2 separate regions of the Homo sapiens genome follow, and region 1 is linked to region 2. A link is an interaction called in ENCODE POLR2A ChIA-PET data of the cell type or tissue named here. Cell type or tissue: PC-9. All regions are shown on one strand. Each heading gives the region's core, and the rest is flanking DNA. Links, peaks and the distances in the headings are about the cores only.

Region 1 (5,390 bases), core at 115-5,114, 930 kb before region 2:
AACACAGAAGTGAGTCCTGGCCCAGATGCCAGCAGAACTTACTGCCCAGCTCAGTCTCCACAGTAGACTGCAAAACTGCCAGCCACCGGGTATAGACATTAATCCATGTCATTCCAAAGGGGAAGGGACAACCTGAGCCCCTAAGAATGATATCTCATCATTTCCTTATAAACACTGTTAATTCTAAGCTGCCTATTGTTTGCAAAAAATTTTCAGAATTTTGCCTAGAAATAGAGATCCTTGGAAATATGGTACAGTCTGAGCTCTGCCTTTTGGAAAGCAGGTCACTGTCCTAAGATGAATGCTTCAGAGAAAGCAACCTTTGCTCAACTCAGCTCTAATCCACTCATCTCAAAACTAATCAAATAACACTCCTGTTTCAAAATGTAATAAAAGAACAGGAGGCCAACGAATACACCGAGGCCAGGATCTCCAGTACAGTGAGTTTCTCTTAACTAGTAATCTGATGTGTGCTAAATCTACAGTTCTCCTGGCCGTACTATTCATTTACTCAACCAACATTTTCACACTGCCTGCTACTGCCACTGTGAAATACAGAGCTGTCTGTACAACATCACAGTTCTTTGGATCACCACATAACACATGGCACTCCACTCATTCTGCAAGTCACACAGCTCAGCAGTGCAGCACAGTAGACAAGCCTGGCTCATGTTGGAAGAAGTATCCTGGGGTCCTTAAGGTAGGACTTCAGCTGGCCTGGGCTGCAGCTACCATCCTTCATTCCTACCTGCCTTTACTCCTTACCAGGAGCAGCTGCCGGGGTATGCCGGTCCGTAACTCCACGTCTTCCTTTGCAGTATCAAATACAAGCCCCGAGATGGTATCCAAAAGGAAATCTCCCCATGAACTAGGATATGCACCAAGGGGGAAAAAAAAACCAAAACAGTGAGTGCATACGAAATATACATAAAATACTTATTGCTAGTAAAGCCAAAAGCTACAAATTGGATTATGGCTTCCCTGTCCAGGCATTTTGAGTTCCATTAATTGGACATTACTCAGCATGGAAATCTAAGACCTTCATCAACCACCCTGTTTCCTCCCTCCCCGTTCCAGACACTCACTTGCAAAGTTAAAAGTGGGAAGCTAGGCTTCAATACTGATTTCTCTTAAAAGCTCTCAGAAAATTAACCATAGACTTTCATAAAACAGGAAGTTCAATGGACCAAATTTTTAACAAAAGTGTCTATGAGGGGAGATTTGTAGGAAATTTAAACAGTCATTATAGGATCTAAAACCAAATTTTATGTGCAATAAATACAACAAATTTGGGGTAACAGCAAGATATCTGGATTGTGTAATTATTTGAACAGTTGTATGTTACATTTTCCTTGTCACTTACAAGGGATGCTACTCCTAAAGAAAATATCTACCATCAATAATTCCAAAACAATTATGTCTAGCAGTGGTTTTACCGGGGGATAGAAGCCAGTGACTAAAAATAACATCTAGGGACAAATATCCCTATTCAATTACCTTTGCTTTCTCTGGGGTATCTGGAATTGGCTCATTCCTAAGTGCGTGCCGGTGTAAGAAATGCACTCTGTGGGGATGCTCTCTTTAAACATTTCTTAGCTATTTAAAATTTTCCTGTGTCACCAGCAGATTTCAAATTGCCGGCTAGTAGAAAATGGAAATTCACAGTATGACTTTTACTTCTCACTCAGTAAGCAAAATTAACACTGTTATGCTTCCCTCCCAGAAAAGTTGCAAAGGAGGACAAAAGCCACATGAGAGACACTTTTCCCAAGACATCTACTACCTGGCGGCCTCACTGCTTTGTGACTTAATGTTATATCCAACCCTGCATCTTTAATTGAGTCTCAACCCGGAGGGCACATGCAGATCTCTCAGCACCATACAATATGTGCTTCCTTTGCAGGTTTATGTAGGTGGAAGTCATACAGCAACAGCTCATGGAGGAATTTAGTAGAAGTTAAATAGTGCTCCTCTAAGAGTCAGAATAGATATTGGGACTTCCCACAATTTAGGAATATCTCTTGAAGGGTCCACTTTGGTAAAACAACCAAATCAACAACATACAGCAGACCCCCAAACACTCCAACAATGCTACCTTGACAGGTGTTAGGAAGAGGCCCCAAATATTCACCTTTACATGGTACCTGAAGGAGCATTAGGCTCAAAACACAGGATCATTTCTGGGGAGCAATGGCCCTCAAGTCACATCTTCTCATTCTAGCTCCAGCATCACTGTCCAAGACACAGGTCAAAATCCAGCCTGGACACATTGATCATGGTACCCACCCACAATCCTAAGCAGGCAACTTCTGTAACTTAGGAAGCTCTTCCCAGCCCCAGCTGAAAAGAGAAGAAATGAATAGGACCCAGGGGCAGCCGGCCAGTTCCTCACTCTTGGGATTGGGAAACAGAGAGTGAGTCAGGTCCTTAGCAGAAGCAAAAGCTAACAGGGTCAATGAGATGGAGGTCAGAGTAGCAACTGGTGATGGCCTAATGTTATGAGTAAACAGAAGCTGAAGAAGGAACAGAAGGGAGAAAACACCAGTCACTAGAAAACCAGTTGGTAGCAGCAAGAGAAATGGAAAAGAGAATTACAGAAAGGGAGTACCTGAGAAACATTAACGATGGGACACCCACAGATGCACGGATATTCAAAGGGCCAAACTATGTGGTCCAGAACTGCTCTGAATCCAGAATGGACTTCTAATTCCAGCCTCTCTGTAGCCTGGAGTTTCTAGGACTCACTCCCTCAAGTGACCCTGCACTTCTTGAGCTGGCTTTGGTGACTTTCTGTCCCTTAAAATGCAAGGAACCTACCTAGCCAAAGTGATGAGGGCATTTTTCAAAATGGAAGCCTAATACAAACTTGGGCCTTCTACTTGTGGGAAAGATAGCACTAAACTAGGGCCAGGCCTCAGCTAATTCCTCCAGTAAGTCTTTTAAATGTAGAGGTGAAATTCACACTGAAAAGTCTGATGAGGAAGCAGAGGTATGCTTACTAACTTGTTTTGCAAGTTCTGGCCCTGAAGGTAGGAGGTGACTTGCCGTCCCTTGGACCTAGAATGTCCTCTCCTACTCTGATCTGCTGACCCACCCCTACTTACTCATCCTTTAAGACTCACTCAGCATTGGTGTCATTTCTGAAGGCTTCTCTAATGCCCCTACTTAGCTAAATGCATTCCTCTATGCTCCAAGAGTCTCCTCTGCAAACCTACAATAGAATTTATCACACCATCTCTTCTCCTACAACCAATTCCAAAGTATAAGCTCTCTCAAAACCCCTTCGATAAAATCCTTGAATTCCCAGCAACAAACACAATGTCTAGTACATATTTGTTTAACACATTAACTCATGACTAGTATTTTTTTTTTTTTCCTGAGACAGGGTCTCGCTCTGTCGCCCAGGCTGGAGTGCAGTGGCGTGATTTGGATCACTGCAACCTCCACCTCCTGTGTTCAAGTGATTCTCCTGCCTCAACCTCCAGAGTAGCTGGGATTACAGGTGCACACCACCACACCTGGCTAATATTTGTATTTTTTTTAGTAGAGATGGGGTTTCACCATGTTGGCCAGGCTGGTCTCAAACTTCTGACCTCAAGCGATCCACCCGCCTCAGCCTCCCAAAGTGCTGGGATTACAGGAGTGAGCCACCACGCCTGGCCATGATTAGTATTTTTAAATATGATTTGGACCAGCAAGGTTGCTGCTTTTTGGATATAACTCACACAGCACTGCCACCCAGTGAGGAGGTACTAGCTGAAATGAACATGATTTTAATTGGAACTGCTGTCAGCACATGCACTTTAGTTCCTGCTGTTCCAGACTGCCTGTCCTACTTTAACTTCATGGACTGTAAAAAGAGAAACCCTCAAAGAGACCAAGAGATTTCAATGGGTACAGAGTTTCTGTTGGAATAAACATGTTTTAGAAACGAATAGTGGTGATGGCTGCACAAGAGTGTGAATGTAATTAATGTCAAACTATGCTTTAAAATGGTTTAAAATGGTATATTTTATGTTCTATATATTTTATCATATTAAAAAAAAAGAGAGAGAGTATGAGCCCAGCCTGGCATCACTAACACACTGATGTACCCACAGCTAGTCTCTTTCTTTCCAAACTATGTGACTCTCTATTTGGGCAATGCCCCACATCCTACAGAGTCAGGTTCATGATGTCCCCAGAAGCAAGTCCAGAGGGACCAGTCACATACATGGGACATCAAAGGAATGTGGAAGTCAGTAAAGGACATAAACCCTGGGGTTTGCATAGGAGGTAGGGGCCAACTCCCTCATATCCCTCCTGAATGTGGCTGCTGCAGGCCAGGACTCAGAGCTGTCCTAGCATGTGCAGCTGGGAGGCAGTGTTTACTTGTTCTGGTAGGTGCTGATGGTCACGTGAGTAGAGTGGGCCAGCCCCGCAGGAGTGTCCGCTTGATGAATGGTTCCTCTGGGAAAGTACAACAAATCACCCGGCTAAAGGAAGGAATAGGAAAGGGTAGAGAAGTTAATAAGTATTCCTTCTCAGTCCTCTTCATTTCAGGGAGATAAATATGGGCTTTGAGTCTCAGTTCTCCATTCTAGAAACCACAACCTCAAGGCACAGTCTATATGCTGGGCTCATGTCGTGTGCAGCTAGTCTAGCTTCTCTGTGTCCGTGAGCCTGTCACTGTTAACCATGATCCACGAGAGGCTCTCGGTGCCTGAAGTCACTATCTTTTCATTCTCAAGCTGAGACTAGACTCACCTGAGACTACCCTGCCCTGATGCAGGGATCAAGGAAGGTAACATCCTGTGCCTGGGACGCCTGCTTCCTCCCTCTTGCATGCTTCAGTGGTTAAGAGTAGGAGCTTGAATTTAGAGTCACACAGACACAGCCACTTACTGGCTGATGATCTGGCAATTTACCTGCCCAAAGCCTCAGTTTCTTTATCTGTAAAATGAAGTTTAATAGCCCCAAACCTTACAGGATTATTTTGAGGATTAGAGATGCTGCTTCCAAGCTCTTAGGGCAATGATGGGCATGTGATTGGATTATATGATTTTATCCGCCAGTCCCCCACTTCCTGATAATTTTTGAGTACTTCTAGGCGCAGGGTCTGTATCTTACCATCTTGTCTTTCCCAGAGCCTACCCTAGCAAAGCACCTAGCACTCAACACAGGCTCAATGAATGTTGGGATGAATTGAAAAACTATACAATCCCTATTTCAACTGAAAAATAAGATGTAATCAAAAATTCATCATTTTCTTGGGCAGCTGAGCCTCCTCTACCCTATTCCAAGTGGGTGGACCAAAACATTCTCCCCAAATTACTCCTGCCCTGAGCTGCCTCCTTCCCAATCCCACTCAGGCCAAAATATTCCATGTAGCAGCTACCTATGGAGAAAAG
Region 2 (5,390 bases), core at 220-5,219:
TTAATTTAGTCCTTACACTCAGTAGAATGTATTTCTCTATCTCCCTTATCTCCTGTAAAGTGTTAGAGGGGTGACCAAACTGTGGTTCACTTTTCCTCACTGTTGCTTAAAGAATGCTCAGGTGGTACTGTCTGCTCCCTACTGCATCTGCAGGAGACATCTACTATCCAGTTATCTTCTATTAGTGTTAATATCACAGTAAGTTTTTCTACATCCTCAGGCGATTTGTGTTCCTAAAACTTTGTTCAACACCATATATTCATGCAATACGCACGTGGTGCTCAAACCACCAGGTTAATCAAGAAGTGACTGAGAAGCACCAAAGTTTATCAATCAGCAGCCTGGGAGATAGGGCAGGAATTTTTCCTCTGGTAGATAAGAGGCCAAAAAAGTAAAGAAGAGATGAAGGATTTCACTAGAGATGGAGAGGAAGCCAGAGGATGAACATAGTATGGTATTTAAAGAACAGTATATTGGATTCCTATTATAGTTCTGAAGGATATTTTACACACTGGAACCAAAAAATGTTTCTAAATAAACTCACAGAGAATTCCTAATTTTATAATGTTAGTTCACCTAAAAAGCCTTACAAATTTTTCCACCTTTCTTGCTTAAGAAAGGTACTGATGCCTAAATCAAAGGTTTTTAAACGTGACTGCAAGAGATTTTCCCAGGAAGCGTTTAAGATACTGAGGCCTGGGTTCCACCTAATCAATTCTGATTCAACTGGTCTAGGATGGTAACTGGGTTTATGGTATTGTTTACTACTTAGGTGGCTCTAATATGCAGCTATAATTGAGAACCACTGCTCTTAATCAAGAACAACAACAATGGCCACTACCATTTACTAAGCATATATTATATCTTAGGTGCTGTTTACTTTTCTAAGCACGTTACACATACTAGTTCATTCCCTGTATTTTTTACAAGAGAAAAAATGGAGAGGTCAGGTAATCTGGCCAAAGTCACACAGCAAGCTGATGAGAGTTATGCTTTAATCCCAGGAAGTTTGGATCCAAAACCCTTGTTTTTAATCACCATGCTATACTGTCTCCTAAGCATTAATTATACTTGTATTCTTCAATTGCAAATAAAACTATGAAAGGAAAACATTTTTAAAAATGAGATAATTGGCTGGGTGCAGTGGTTTACGCCTGTAATCCCAGCACTTTGGGAGGCTGAGGTGGGTGGATCACCTGAGGCTGGAGTTTGAGACCAGCCTGGCCAACAGCCTGGCCACCATGGTGAAACCGTCTCTACTAAAAATCAAAAAAAAATTAGCCGGCTATGGTGGCGAGCGCCTGTAATCAGGTACTTGGGAGGCCGAGGCAGGAGGATAGCTTGAACCCAGGAGGCGGAGGTTGCAGTGAGCCAAAATTGCGCCATTGCCCTCCAGCCTGGGCTACAAAAGCAAGACTCTGTCTCAAAAAAAAAAACAAAAAAAAAAAAACAGAGAATTAACTTCCTCCTTCTTAGTAGTACAGTGGCATCTTGGGCAAGGGTACCAATATGTGCTTATTAGAAAAGTAAATAAAGTAAACAGACAAGAATCTTCTCTTCCCAAAAGATTCAAATTCAAAATTTTTACACATATTCAATAATTTCCCACATAGCACCTTACACTGCATGGTTATTTAATGTTAATATCAAAAAAATACATCATTGAGACAATGATGTATTTACATGTACATTTACAAAAAAAAGTCCTACCTATTTCAGTTCTGCTGACTCCAATTCCATTATAAATTCTCAAGTAATTAAAGTGACAAGAATCAGAATCTTCAATGTCAAAGTCACCAAATTTGATGCGAACTCTCTCTCCCATCTTTACACGGATCTCCCATTCACAAACAGTGCTGTTGGGATAGGTCTGTGGGTAGTTTATGGATGTAAGGGTTCCACTCTCAGGGCCTAGTACAGTGTGTCCACATCCATCACCTTTAAAAAAAGTGAAAAGAATGATAAATTATTCTCACATATTTTACTTCCTCTATAATGATTTTTTTGTGAAGATTTAAAAATATGCACGACATCAAATATTTTATACCACCCATACTTTCTATTTTATTTTTTTTAATGGACAAATAATTGTACATACTCATGGGGTTCACAGTGATGTTCTGATACATATGATGTATAGTGATCAGATCAGGGCAATTAGCAAATGCATCATCTCAAACATTTATCACTTGTGTTACCTGAAACTACATAATTTTGTTAACTATAGCCATCCTGCAGTGGTAGATTCCTCCTATCTAGCTGTAACTTTGTATCCTTTAACAAATCACAAGACCTGACATTGTTCTTAGTATATCTATTCACAGGAGGCAAGAGAAGACAAGTTAGGTCAAAATAATCAATGGTTACTTATATAATTTATAAGTTCAAGGAGATTTCAATTCTGAACAAATAAAAGTAAATATAAATTAGTAGTCATTAAATATACATATACATGTTATAATAAATCCAATCTTCAAAAGAAGAGCAACTTAATTGTTCAAAAAGTGAATGTAAAATATAGAAATGTGGTCAGCTTCATCTATTTACAAATCATGAACCAAAATATCTGTGAGAAGCTGAATGGAAGCTCTTTTTTTTTTAACTTTTTAAAAATTATACAAGTTCTGGGGTACATGTGCACAATGCGCAGGTTACACAGATATACATGTGCCATGTTGGTTTGCTGTGCCCATCAACCCATCATCTACATTAGGTATTTCTCCTAATGCTATCCCTTCCCCAGCCTCCCAGCCTCTGACAGGCCCCAGTGTGTGATACTCCCTTCCCTGTGTACGTGTGTTCTCATTGTTCAACCCCCACTTATGAGTGAGAACATGTGGTGTTTGGTTTTCTGTCCTTGTGGTAATTTGCTGAGAATGATGGTTTCCAGCTTCATCCATGTCCCTGCAAAGGACATGAACTCATCCTTTTTTATGGCTGCATAGTATTCCATGGTGTATATGTGCCACATTTTCTTTATCCAGTCTATTACTGATGAACACTTGGGTTAGTTCCAAGTCTTTGCTATTGTGAATAGTGCCGCAATAAACATATGTGTGCATGTGTTTTTATAGTAGCATGATTTATGATCCTTTGGGTATATGCCCAGTAATGGGATGGCTGGGTCAAATGGTATTTCTAGTTCTAGATCCTTGAGGAATCGCCACACTGTCTTCCACAATGGTTGAACTAATTTACACTCCCACCAACAGTGTAACAGCATTCCTATTTCTCCACATCCTCTCCAGCATCTGTTGTTTCCTGACTTTTTAATGATTACCATTCTAACTGGCCATGAGATAGTATCTCATTGTGGTTTTGATCTGCATTCTCTAATGACCAGTGATGATGAGCATTTTTTTCATATGTTTGTTGGCTGCATAAATGTCGAGAAGCTGAATATTTCTAAAAACACTATGTACGAAAGATTATGCAGATTACTGACTATTACAGACTACAAGGCACTCCTTCTTGAAATTATTAAAGCAATATTTAATGAAGTTTAATTCTATATTTACTGAAATTTAACTTTTTAGTAGTTCCTCCCGCACACCTTATTTTTTCCCTATAGAATAAGGAGAAGTAAAATTAAAGATTTGAAAAAATGACCTTTATATATTGGCAGCAGCATTATTTGCTCCAGAAATTTATTCAGCAGCTAAATACAGAAACTTAGTTAACAACATGTTTGTAAAAATGAAATATTTGCATTCTTTATCATAAAGTTTGTATTTTGTTTTTACTGAGCACCCAGAAGGAAAAATTAATGTTCATTTAGGAGTTTCAGCAGCTGCTCCAACTGTACTGTTCAGCATTCCATAACAATAAGATTCAAATAAATCTCTTTCTAGTAGGATGATGAATATATGCTTTTAAAATAACAGCATTTTGTCCTTCAAAACAGTTATTTACAAATCACCTTTTGGAACAGTACAGCACTTACACAAAAACTATATTAAAAGTGACACTGCTGAGTTCTAAACTCAATATGGACACAGAGGGCTGTAATAGAACTTTCTACTATGTTGATTATTTTTAAGAACAAATGTAGTGCTAATATTTGCTAGAAAAGATGAAAACTTTCAAAAGCCTATGAATAAGAATTTCATGTAGTTTTTAGTAAGTGGTGGATGCTAAATAAATGTTTATTAATTGAATAAGGAAACTGTACATTAATCTATGAAAAAGTAATTTCAAATTAGTCTCAAAGCTAACTTTAATGATGGAACAACTTTGTACCTAAATTCTTATGATAATACTTAAAAATCGTATCCTTGGCTGATAAAGAAATTTTATTGTTGAATCCATATTAGTATTGCTCCTTAGTCTACTTTTAAAGGTCAGTACTAGAAATCTGGCTTTCTGAACAAGTATCTCTCACACAAAGCTTAGTTTTTAATCAACATTAAATTTTAGCTATCTTCTATACTTGCTTTCATTTCATACACAAGAACTAGGCATAGCAACTCAGTAACACAAAAATATATAAGGGCAGAATGTAATAAACGTGGATTTCTGTGCAATATATCCACTGGTCTTTTGCAAATATAAAATGTAGGATGTTACACAGTCCATAAAAAAAAAAAACCACAAATTTCCCCTGAAACTGGCATGAAAATACCTTGAATATCTCTGCTGGATATCAGCTAAATTAAAAACATAGGGATATAAAAAAATCTACTGTGAAAATAAATGAATTGTAAGATAAATAACTCTTAAACAATCACTAACATTTTTCCTCAGAGGAAAAAACTACCACCCTAAGACAGAGTTCCTAACATTATAAAACTAGTCTGAAATGCCCTTACTACTGAAAAGATGAAAACATTCTTCCTGTAGGTGGTTCAATCTTCATAAAATAACCACTGAATAAACAAAGTAACTCAAAATATAAATGCACGTTCTTTAGTAAATAGAAAACAAAGGCAGCTTTTAAGGTGATTGAAAGTGTAGATGAATTTCAGAAACTCAAGTATTTTCTATTAACAGCTGAATCTACGACTTTGTAGTGGCAGATTGTCACACTTAAGGTATTCCCTGTAGGCTATTATTCAACTTACGGTTGTCATTTAAAAATGATTTTTACAAAGAGTACACGCAGAGTGTTAGGAGTAATTTTTAGGTGTCTTATGCTCATGTTTGATTCTCAATAAATACACGAACATTTACTGCCCTTTCCAACATGAAGGATAATTTCTACAAAAGTTAACAAAAGAAATACTAACTGATGAAAAACAGGACTTTTGCATGCATGCTGATGAAGAAAATAATTACAGAGTTGTCTTTTTTCATAACCTTGTGTAGGGGGAGGGCAGGAACAGTCCACAAGTAACGTGCCAAGAATGTTCTAAAATATGTGATGGAGTTCAGAGCTTCCTCCTCTTGCAAGC

The links. Peaks named below come from ENCODE experiments on the same cell type or tissue, not always from the same donor. Only the 100,000 strongest peaks of a DNase experiment are listed, where the experiment ranks them.
Region 1: POLR2A ChIA-PET joins it to region 2 with 6 read pairs; 1 of 35 experiments calls an interaction of 5 or more read pairs at or near these places.

What each region holds. Positions count from the first base shown.
Region 1 is chr3:97,950,021-97,955,410 of GRCh38, forward strand. It overlaps RIOX2 (ribosomal oxygenase 2), which reads right to left. Exons shown (of 10, transcript NM_153182.4): 5 at 4,372-4,475; 6 at 766-868. Among named protein-coding and RNA genes, the nearest start is that of RIOX2, 20 kb to the right of the region's middle. In PC-9, for the core only: no CTCF peak of the experiment used is centred there; DNase peaks (open chromatin) are centred at 2,461 and 3,031; H3K4me3 peaks cover 1,018 bases; H3K27ac peaks cover 2,213 bases.
Region 2 is chr3:98,879,830-98,885,219 of GRCh38, forward strand. DCBLD2 (discoidin, CUB and LCCL domain containing 2) reads right to left here. Exons shown (of 16, transcript NM_080927.4): 2 at 1,711-1,938. Among named protein-coding and RNA genes, the nearest start is that of DCBLD2, 19 kb to the right of the region's middle. In PC-9, for the core only: no CTCF peak of the experiment used is centred there; no DNase peak of the experiment used is centred there; H3K27ac peaks cover 1,049 bases.